Linked DNA regions of Homo sapiens: region 2 is linked to region 1. Evidence: read pairs that join two places in POLR2A ChIA-PET (ENCODE). Cell type or tissue: Panc1. All regions are shown on one strand.

Region 1 (5,000 bases):
CAACGAAATGCACAAATTTTAACTGTATATTTGTGGAGTTACGATAAATGCATGTACCCTATGTAACCTACACCTCCATCAAGATATGGAATATTTCTACAACCTCAGAGAGTTTCCTCATTCTCCTTTTCAGTCAATCCCTACCCTCAACTTCTCAAAGGCAACTTTTTTTTAACCTAATGTTGTTCACAATGTTCTCTTACTTTATTTTATTTTATTTTTTGTTCTAATGTCTGTGGTATCTGTGGTGATAACTACTTTTTCATTCCTGATATTGGCAATTGGTGCTCTTGTTGGGAACAAATTTCCTGTGGGTTCCTTCATGTTTCTGCAGGTCCTGTGAGTAGAGGCACTGACAGCCTTTGTTCTGAGTTATCTTTTAAAGATGTTTGTATTGCAAATCACTTGGTAAATAGTGACAGTGGAGCCCTCTAGAGCAGGGACAGGTTTTTATTTTTTTTTATTTTTTTTTATTTTAACTCTCTGGTACAATAAAGATAATTTCTACCTCAGGGGTAAAAGTCAGTCAGGTTTTCTTGCAGTCTACTATAAAGGATTAAGTTACTAAGCCTGGGTTTCCTTAACTGAGATGCCAACCCACTACATTTATAACACCTATAACACCTACCTGGGCCACTCTGTGTCTTTCTCATAGGACTTGAGGGTCTAAAAGAACTAATGCAAATGTGAAGCTCATGCTGCTTGCTGGCTGTGAGTGGTAAAGTGCTAGTCTCTGGCTTAGGAATCTCATTTAGCAGGCCAGATTCCGTGAAACTCTGGCAGATTAACTTGTTAGCTTTAACAGGAGGGTACAATCTCAGACTCTTGAAATTCTTGATGTTTGTCTTCCTTCCTTCCTTCTCTCTCTCTCTCTCTTTCTTTCTTTTTCTTTCTTTCTAGATGGAGTTTCACTCTTGTTGCCTAGGCTGGAGTGCAATGGTGAGGTCTCGGCTCACTGCAACCTCCACCTCCCAGGTACATGCAGTGATTCTTCTGCCTTAGCCTCCCAAGTAGCTGAGATTACAGGCACCTGCCACCATGCGCGGGTAATTTTTTTGTATTTTTAGTAGAGACGGGGTTTCACCATGTTGGCCAGGCTAGTCTCGAACTCCTGACCTCAGGTGATCCGCCCACCTCAGCCTCTTTGTAATCCCCTGTTGGGATTACAGGCATGAGCCACTGCGCTCAGCCTTTTTTTTTTTTTTTTTTTTAAATAACTAATTCTAGCAAGGAGTTTATCAATTTTGCTGATCTTTTCAAAGAACAATTTTCAGCTTTGCTAATTTTTTCTATTACTTTCCTATATTTTAGTTAATTGATTTCTGTTGTTATCTTTATTTCCTCCCACTTACTTCGGGATTTACTTTGCTCTTTTTTTCCCTAGCTTATTTATGTGGAACTTTTGGTCATTGATTTTTAGACATCTCTTCTTCACCAACATAAGCATTTAAAGCTATATATTTCTGAATAGGCATTGCTTTGGATGCATCATACAAATTTTGATATGTTGTATTTTTATTCATTCAGTGTGAAATACTATCTAACTTCCTATGTGATTTCTTCTTTGACCAATGGATTATTTTAAATATCTTGTTTATTTACACATATTTGAAGTTTCCCTAGATCTTAGTTTTATTGATCTCTAATGTAGTTCCATTGTGATCAGAGAACATACTCTGTATGATTGCAATTTTTAAAAATTTATTAAGACATTTTAAGATCCACTATATGGTCTATCTTGCTGAACATACCACATGCACTTGAAAACAAAATGTATTCTGGAGTTGTTGGATGTGGTGCTTTATAAACATCAATGAGGTTGTATCAGTCAGAGATCACCAGAGAAACAGAACCAGTAGGATGTGTAGATGAGAGAGAGGGAGGGAGAGAGAGAGAGAGAAAGAGAGAGCGAGAGGTTTATTATAAATAATTGGCACATGTAATTGTGGAGGCTGATAAGTCTGAGCTCTGCAGTCAGCAGGCTGGAGATCTAGGAGAGCAAATGGCATAGTTCCAGTCCTGGTCCAAAGGCCCAAGAAGTAGAAGAGCTGATGTTGTAGTATCAGAATGAAAGCCAGCAGGCTCAAGACCCAAGAAAAGCCCATGTTTAAGTCTAAGCCTGAAAGCAGGAAAAAACCTGATGTCCCAGCTCTAAAGCAATCAAGAAGGAGGAGTTCCCTTTTGTTCTATTCAGGTCTTCTACTGATTGGATGGGGCTCATTCACATTAAAGAAGGCAGTCTATTTTACTCAGCCTACCAATGCAAATGTTACTTGAACCCAGAAATACCCGCACAGACACACACAGAATAACATTTGACCAAATGTCTGGACACTCTGTGGCCTAGTCAAGTTGACACATAACATTAACCATCACAGAAGTCAAGGTGGTTTATAGTATTGTTCAAAACACCTATGAATTTCTTGATTTTTTTTTGTTTAACTGTTCTATCTATTGCTGAGAGCAGAGTGTTAAAATCTCCTGCTGAGATCATGAAATTGTCTATTTCTCCTTTTAGCTCAGTTGATTTTCACTTCATGTATTTGGAAGTTCTGTTATCAGGAATGTGAATCTTTATGATTAGGTATATACAAATTATTCTTTTTTTTTTCTTTTACTACATCTGTAGCAAAACTGCATACACATTATTTCTTCTGAAGAATTGACCCTTCTTTTTCTTTTTTTTTTTTTTTTTTTGAGACAGAGTCTGGCTCTGCCACCCAGGCTGGAGTGCAGTGGCACCATCTCGGTTTACTGCAACTCCGCTTCCTGGGTTCAAGCGATTCTCTTGCCTCAGCTTCCCGAGTAGCTGAGACTACAGGCACGTGCTACCACGCCCAGCTAATTTTTGTATTTTTAGTAGAGACAGGGTTTCACCATGTTGGCCAGGATGGTCTCAATCTCCTGACCTTGTGATCTGCCTGCCTCAGCTTCCCAAAGTGCTGGGATTACAGGCATGAGCCACTGCACCCTGCTGAGAACTGACCCTTTTATTATTATCAAATAGCCCTCTATCTCTGGCAACAATTTTTTAATTTTATTTAATTAATTAATTAATTTACTTATCTTTATTTATTTATTTATTTATTTAGAGACAGAGTTTCGCTCTTGTTGCCCAGGCTGGAGTGCAATGGCGCAATCTCGGCTCACCACAACCTCTGCCTCCCGGGTTCAAGTGATTCTTCCGCCTCAGCCTCCTGAGTAGCTGGGATTATAGGCATGCACCACCATGCCTAGCTAATTTTGTATTTTTAGTAGAGACAGGGTTTCTCCGTGTTGGTCAGGCTGGTCTTGAACTCCCAACCTCAGGTGATCCACCCACCTCAGCCTCCCAAAGCGCTGGGATTACAGGCGTGAGCCACCACGCCCAGCTACTGGCAACAATTTTTGTCTCAAATCTGCTTTTCTGCTATTATAATAGCCACTCCAGCTTTATTGTGCTTATATCTTTTTCCATGCATTTCTTTTCTATTCTTTTTTTGAGACGGAGTCTTGCTCTGTTGTCCAGGCTGGAGTGTGATCTTGGCTCACTGCAACCTCCACCTCCCAGGCTCAAGCAATTCTCATGCTTCAGCCTCCTGAGTAGCTGGGATTATAGGAGTGTGTCGCCACACCCAGCTAATTTTTTGTATTTTGTTTTATTTTATTTTTTGAGATGGAGTGCACCACCACACCCAGCTAATTTTTTGTATTTTGTTTCATTTTATTTTATTTTTTTGAGATGGAGTGCCATGGCACAATCTTGGCTCACTACAACCTCCGTGGGCCTCTGCCTCCTGAGTAGCTGAATTACAGGCACCTGCCACCATGCCAGGCTAATTTTTTTGTATTTTTAGTAGCAACGGGATTTCACCATGTTGGCTGGGATGGTCTTGACCTCCTGACCTCAGGTGATCTGCCTGCCTCGGCCTCCCATCCCTGGGATTACAAGCGTGAGCCGCTTTTCCCCGACTCTGCATCCTGTTTTATCAGCAGGTTCTTCCTGTATCTTGTGCCAGTCTCCTATCTCATCCTGTGACTATTCTTGCCTAACCTTCTGGGGATGCAGCCCAACAGATCTCAGCCTCATTTTACCCAGCCCCTATTCAAGATGGAGTCACTATGGTTCAAATACCTCTGACATCCCCCTACACCAGTCAGAAGTTCAGACCTCCGGAACTCCTGACTGATTGGCTTCAAGTTGGGGTTCCCATGACTCCCTCTTTGAGTTCTATTAATTTGCTGGAGTGGCTCAAAGAACTCAGGAAATAATTATATTTACTGTTTTTTTGTTTTGTTTTTGTTTTTGTTTTTGTTTTTTGAGACAGAGTTTTGCTCTTGTTGCCCAGGCTGGAGAGCAATGGCATGATCTCTGCTCATTGCAACCTCTGCCTCCCGGATTCAAGCGATTCTCCTGCCTCAGCCTCCCGAGTAGCTGGGATTACAGGCTTTTGCCACCATGCCTGGCTAATTTTGTATTTTTAGTAGAGACGGAGTTTCTCCATGGTGGTGAGGCTGGTCTCGAACTCCCGACATCAGGTGATCCGCCTGCCTCGGCCTCCCAAAGTGCTGGGATTACAGACGTGAGCCACTGCGCCTGGCCTACTGGTTTATTAAAAAGGATATTGCAAAGGATACAGATGAAGAGACGCGTAGGGTGAGGTATGAGGGAAGGGACGTGGAGTTTCCATGCCCTCCCTGTGTGTGCCACCCTCCAGGAATTTCCATGTGTTCACCTATCTGGAAGCTCATGAACTCTGTCCTCTTGGATTTTTATGGAAGCTTCAGGACATCAGCATTCCTTCCCGCAGGGTATAGGGTGGGACTCTCTCGTGGGAGGGTCTTAAGACCCAGAGTCAGAAAGGTGCGGAAACTATGGAAGAAGGGCAGGAGAAGGTCAGAGGCCTGTTCCTGAGGTCTAACATACCCAACTTTATAACAAATGACTGTAACAAGGGCTATGGGAGTTATGAGCCAAGAGCTGTGGATGAAAACCTATATATATATCACAACACCACAGG
Region 2 (5,000 bases), 100 kb before region 1:
GATACATTGGAGGGAGTGGTACAAGGTGAGATTTGAAATTTAGTGGGATCAGATTACTGACCTCCAGTCTAAAAGGTTTGTATTATTCCAGCCTGGCATGGTGGCTCACACCTGTAATCCCAGTACTTTGGAAGGCCGAGGTAGGTGGATCAGCTGAGGTCAGGAGTTCGAGACCAGCGTGGCCAACATGGTGAAACCCCATCTCTACTAAAAATACAAAAATTAGCCAGGCCTGGTGGCAGGCATCTGTAATCCCAGCTACTTGGGAGGCTGAGGCAGGAGAATCACTTGAACCCAGAAGGTGGAGGTTGCAGTGAGCTGAGATCATGCCATTGCACTCCAGCCTTGGCAACAGGAGTGAAACTCCATCTCAAAAAAATAAATAAATAAAAATAAAAGGTTTGTATTATCCTGAGTGATGGGGGGCCAATGGAAGTTTTCAGCAGAGGGATGACATGATCACAAGTGCATTTTAGAAAGATCACATTTGCTATCTGTTTAAAAGGTAAATTATAGACAAAGAAGACAAAACAGAGAGAAAAGTTGGGTGGTTCAAGTGAGGGATGACAAAGAGCCAAACTAAAGTAGAAGGAAAAGATTGGCAAGGCAACAATAGATTATATAGACCACTGGTTATTATATAGACCATAAGATTACATGGAACAGTGGTTCCCAACAGAGTGGCACTGCACCCAGTGCCACTAAAATATTTTTTGAAAAGAAAATATTGGCTTTTAGAAAGTTTGAAAACAACCTATAAAAATTTTTAAGATAATCTACAAATCTTGGTGATTTATTCACTTTGAAGGTAACAATACATACATTTATAATTCTAAATATAAGATTACAGATAACTTCTATATTTTAAATAATGACCAAGAGAAATTTTAATTTATCCCCAGTGTGACTAGATAAAAACCTGAAGTTCTCAGCCTAGAAACAACTTCATTTTACATTTAAGCTCCAAATACTTATAGTATGGTTTTATTATACGTTGAATTTTCCAGGAACAGTTAACACTGTAAGGAAACAATATATATTGTTTTGTTTGGAACTTTACCAAAATTTTATCTCTGATAACCATGCCACTCATTCTACTCAGATCATCAATATAGTATCAGTTTGCATTTGTAGTTGTTACATTTGCAGTGATTCTTATTTCAAAATGTCTAATATTTTTAAAAATTATTTCAACATTCATTTGAATATTGGTCTAACTTCTCTTAAATCCTAGCTTGTTTATAAGTAGGCAGAAGAATATCACCACTTCATTGAGTTTCTATCGTAGTTATGCCCAAGTATTTATATGTAGTGCTACATATTAACTAATATTCTTCTTTTATTTATCCTTTAATATTCTAGTTAATATAGTATGTACTTTTTAAATTATTTATCAAGATGCATTTTGTAAAATAAAAAAGGCTTTATAAAATATTGTGAAGAAGAAACATTGATTTTTTGAAAGTTTGAAAACAACCTGTATAAATTTTTAAGAGAATCTACAAGTCTTGGTGATTTATTCACTGTGAAGGTAAGAATACAGACATAATTCTAAGTAGCATAACATCACAGAAAACTTATTTAAAATTTTTTTCTCTTTTGAATTTAATATTTCAGATACATGGTATTTAGTCAGCCTCTATATTTTAAGTAATGACCAAGAGAAATTCTAATAATTCTTTATTAAAGAGTCAAGTTTGATTATGATGAAGTGAAAAAATACCTAGAGAAAGAATAGGATAAGACACTTATCTGTTTCAAGAACCTATCTTATTTGATTGAAATTATTGTCTTTTAAAAGGAAGTTATGGTAAATATTTAAATTAGCAATGTTACCTAATATCCTTTTTTAATGTACATTATTTCCACTTCGGAGGTGACACGGAAGATGTTTGCAGGGATTCTTGTCAAAATGTTCTTACCCAAGATGGGTTCTAAACCAAGACTGGAATTCAGTCAAGAAATGGGAGCAGTTGCAATTGTAGCCACCATCCAAACTCAATTAATTTCAATTAAATTTAACACAGTTCAATAAATGTTTATTAATGTGCTTTTCTGTAGTACTCACTTTGTCTTCCAAACAGGGCTACCTCCAAAGCCAGCAATTTCCCTTAAAAAAATTTACAATACTGGCACATTGACAGGCAATCTATTGCATATCCATGGCAGAGGTTCAGCAGATAGCGTTAGGCCAAAGTTTGGGTACATGACCCAGGCTTCTCTATTTTATTATAAGTCCTACCCAGTGAGTTAAAATACAGAGGTCAATAGGATGGTTCTTAGCACTGTTTGAAATGTTCAAATACAAAATTGAGTATCAAATTTAGATCCCCATATGAAAGCTAAGGAAGAGAGTACTAGAGATGTTATGTACTTTGAAATAGAAATTTATCATATTACCTTGGAGTGAAAAAAAGGAAGTTAAGGAGCTTAACTAGGGAGATAAAGTCAAGCCAGTGTCAAACCATATGGCCTGAACAGTGTGGGTAGCGATAGGATAAAGGAGTTGGGTGCGGGGCACACACCAAAGGATGCCCATACTGAACTTCAATAGAAACCCGGTAGAGAAATGTGTGACATCAGGCGGTACTTTCACCCCCAAAATATTGATGTGGGTGACATTTACAAAGGGGTGAGATTCAAAACGGTTTGCAACCAGTATGGCACAAAAACTGATCAAACAGTGTTCAATAATCAGAGGCTGCCACCTGTAAACAACTAATAGAGCTTTGTTGTTGCAGACTGCCTGAATACAAGCCCTGCATCTTCATAAGAAAACTAAAGACACTTCAAGGTTTCTGATAATCTCCACAACCACCCTCCAAAGTATGTGCCATCACTCAAAAATTGTTCGATAACTTCCAAGTTTCATCATAAGGAATTGGAAGCTTCTTTAAAATAGGGAAATTACTAGTAGCTATGGATAAACTGAGTTTATTCATTATTTATTACATAAATATTTTTGGAGTATGTGATGAGTGCTTCTAGGCACTGTTCTGAGAACTGAGGAAGCAATGGTGAAGAAGACAGACATGGGCTCTATTTTCATGAAATTTGTTGTTCCCACTACTTTGTTAAATCAACTAACTCTGATGTGAAAATCTAGATTTCTTTTTTAAGTGAATTTAAATATTTTATTTTTAAATACAGCAAACACACTCAACAATACAGAACAGCATAAAAACCTGTGCACCTATTACTCAGCCTTACAAATCCTAACATTACATTTCTTTTTTAATGTTCTTTTGCATATAATTGAAGTGTACCATTGGATAATTATGTATACATCCTTGAAACCATCATTACTATCAAGAAAATGAACGTATTCATTATTCTCAAAAGTTTTCTCATGTCCTTTTGTAATCCCTCTATTCACATGCCGCCCTTAAACCATCCCATCCTCAGGCAACCATTAATTTAATTTCTGTCACTACAGACTAATTTAAATTTTCTAGATTTCATATAAATAGAATCATAAAGTTGGTGCTCTTTTAATTTGGCTTCTTTCACTGTGCATAACTAATGTGAGATTCATCCGTGTTATTGTAAGTATCGATAATTCATTCCTTTTTATTTTTTTATAAGTAGCATTCCATAGTATGGATATAAAACAACTCTGTTCCAAATGGCTCTGACCTTCCTCCTAAGACCAGTGAAATAGCCTAAACATGCTATTCTTATGGCAACAGGTTAAGCACAAGAGCAAGCAAACGTAAATCATGTAAATCCTTTTTAAGATACTGCTTGCCTAACATCTGCCAATATGCTATAAACCAAAGCAAATCACATACTAAAGCCAAGGTGCATGGAATTACATCCCAAACAAAGTGAAAGGGCCCTACAAAGTGGCATGGCAAAAGGCTTGTGTAAAGGAAGGTCTGAAGAAATGGGGCTATTGATGCCATCTACCATGAACTGACATACCACCATTTCTTTAAACACCGCCCACGAGGATGTTTTCAGTCTTGTGCTATTACAAACAATACAGCAATGACTGAGTACATTGTCATCTTCCACACAGGCCAGTATATCTGTAGGATAAATCTTTAGAAGTGAAATTCTTGGTTAAAGGATATAGGTTTTTGTAATTTTGATAGGTGTTGCCAAAGCACTGTTCAGACATAATTGATTGTAACAATTATATTTCCACCAACAATGTTGGGACTATGTTATCATTAAAAATTTTTTTTCCAGTCTTACATGTGAAATGTAATCTTTGTATGGCTCTGATTTGTATTTTTCTTGTTAAAAATAAGATTGACAATCTTTTTATGTTTAAAAGCCATTTACATTTCCTTTTTTGAATCCATCTGTTCAGATCTTTTGCTCATTTTGTTTCAGTGAAGGTTTTTTTTTTTTTTTGCCTTTTTTCTCTTCTGTTTTTTTTTTTTTTTTTTTTTTAAAGAGATGGGAGTCTCACTATGTTGCCCAGGCTGGAATGCAGTGGCCATTCACAGGTGTGATCATAGCACACAACAGCCCCGAACTCCTGAGCTGAAGTGATCCTTCTGCCTCAGCCTCCAGAGTAGCTGGTGCTACAGGCACATGCCGCTGTGTCTAGCTTAGTGGGTTGTTTTTTTTTTCTTTCTTTTCCCAATAGATTTGTATATTCTAGGGAAATTAGTACCTTATTAAATTAGTTACAAATATTTCTTCATTTGTTTAATGCCTTTGGTCCTGGAAGTTTTTCATCTTGGTTTTTCATTTTAATAGAGTCTAATTTATCATTCTTTTATGGCTTCTGGGTTTTGTGTCATAGGAAGGCCTTCACTTCAAAATTATAACATTTCATTTTTTACATTTTTTAATCATCTGGATGTATTTTTTCAGCACCTGTTGAACTCTAGTATCTCTTCTTTTTCTTCTTGTTTTATAGAGATTTTTGCTATAAATATTATTTTTAAAAAAAGTTTAGGCCAGAATACATGATTACTATTTTCATCTGCTTTAATGCAACATTTTTTGGTGGGTTTTTTGGTCTGGCATTTGCTTTTCCCATT

Evidence for each region. Peaks named below come from ENCODE experiments on the same cell type or tissue, not always from the same donor. Only the 100,000 strongest peaks of a DNase experiment are listed, where the experiment ranks them.
Region 2: POLR2A ChIA-PET joins it to region 1 with 13 read pairs; 7 of 35 experiments call an interaction of 5 or more read pairs at or near these places.

Annotation. Positions count from the first base shown.
Region 1 is chr6:82,252,985-82,257,984 of GRCh38, reverse strand. No RefSeq gene overlaps it. Among named protein-coding and RNA genes, the nearest start is that of IBTK, 7.7 kb to the right of the region's middle. In Panc1, CTCF peaks have their summits at 297 and 498; no DNase peak of the experiment used is centred here; H3K27ac peaks cover 2,615 bases.
Region 2 is chr6:82,353,016-82,358,015 of GRCh38, reverse strand. LOC105377875 (a long non-coding RNA gene) reads left to right here. Exons shown (of 3, transcript XR_942738.4): 2 at 2,742-2,826. Among named protein-coding and RNA genes, the nearest start is that of TPBG, 8.3 kb to the left of the region's middle. In Panc1, no CTCF peak of the experiment used is centred here; no DNase peak of the experiment used is centred here.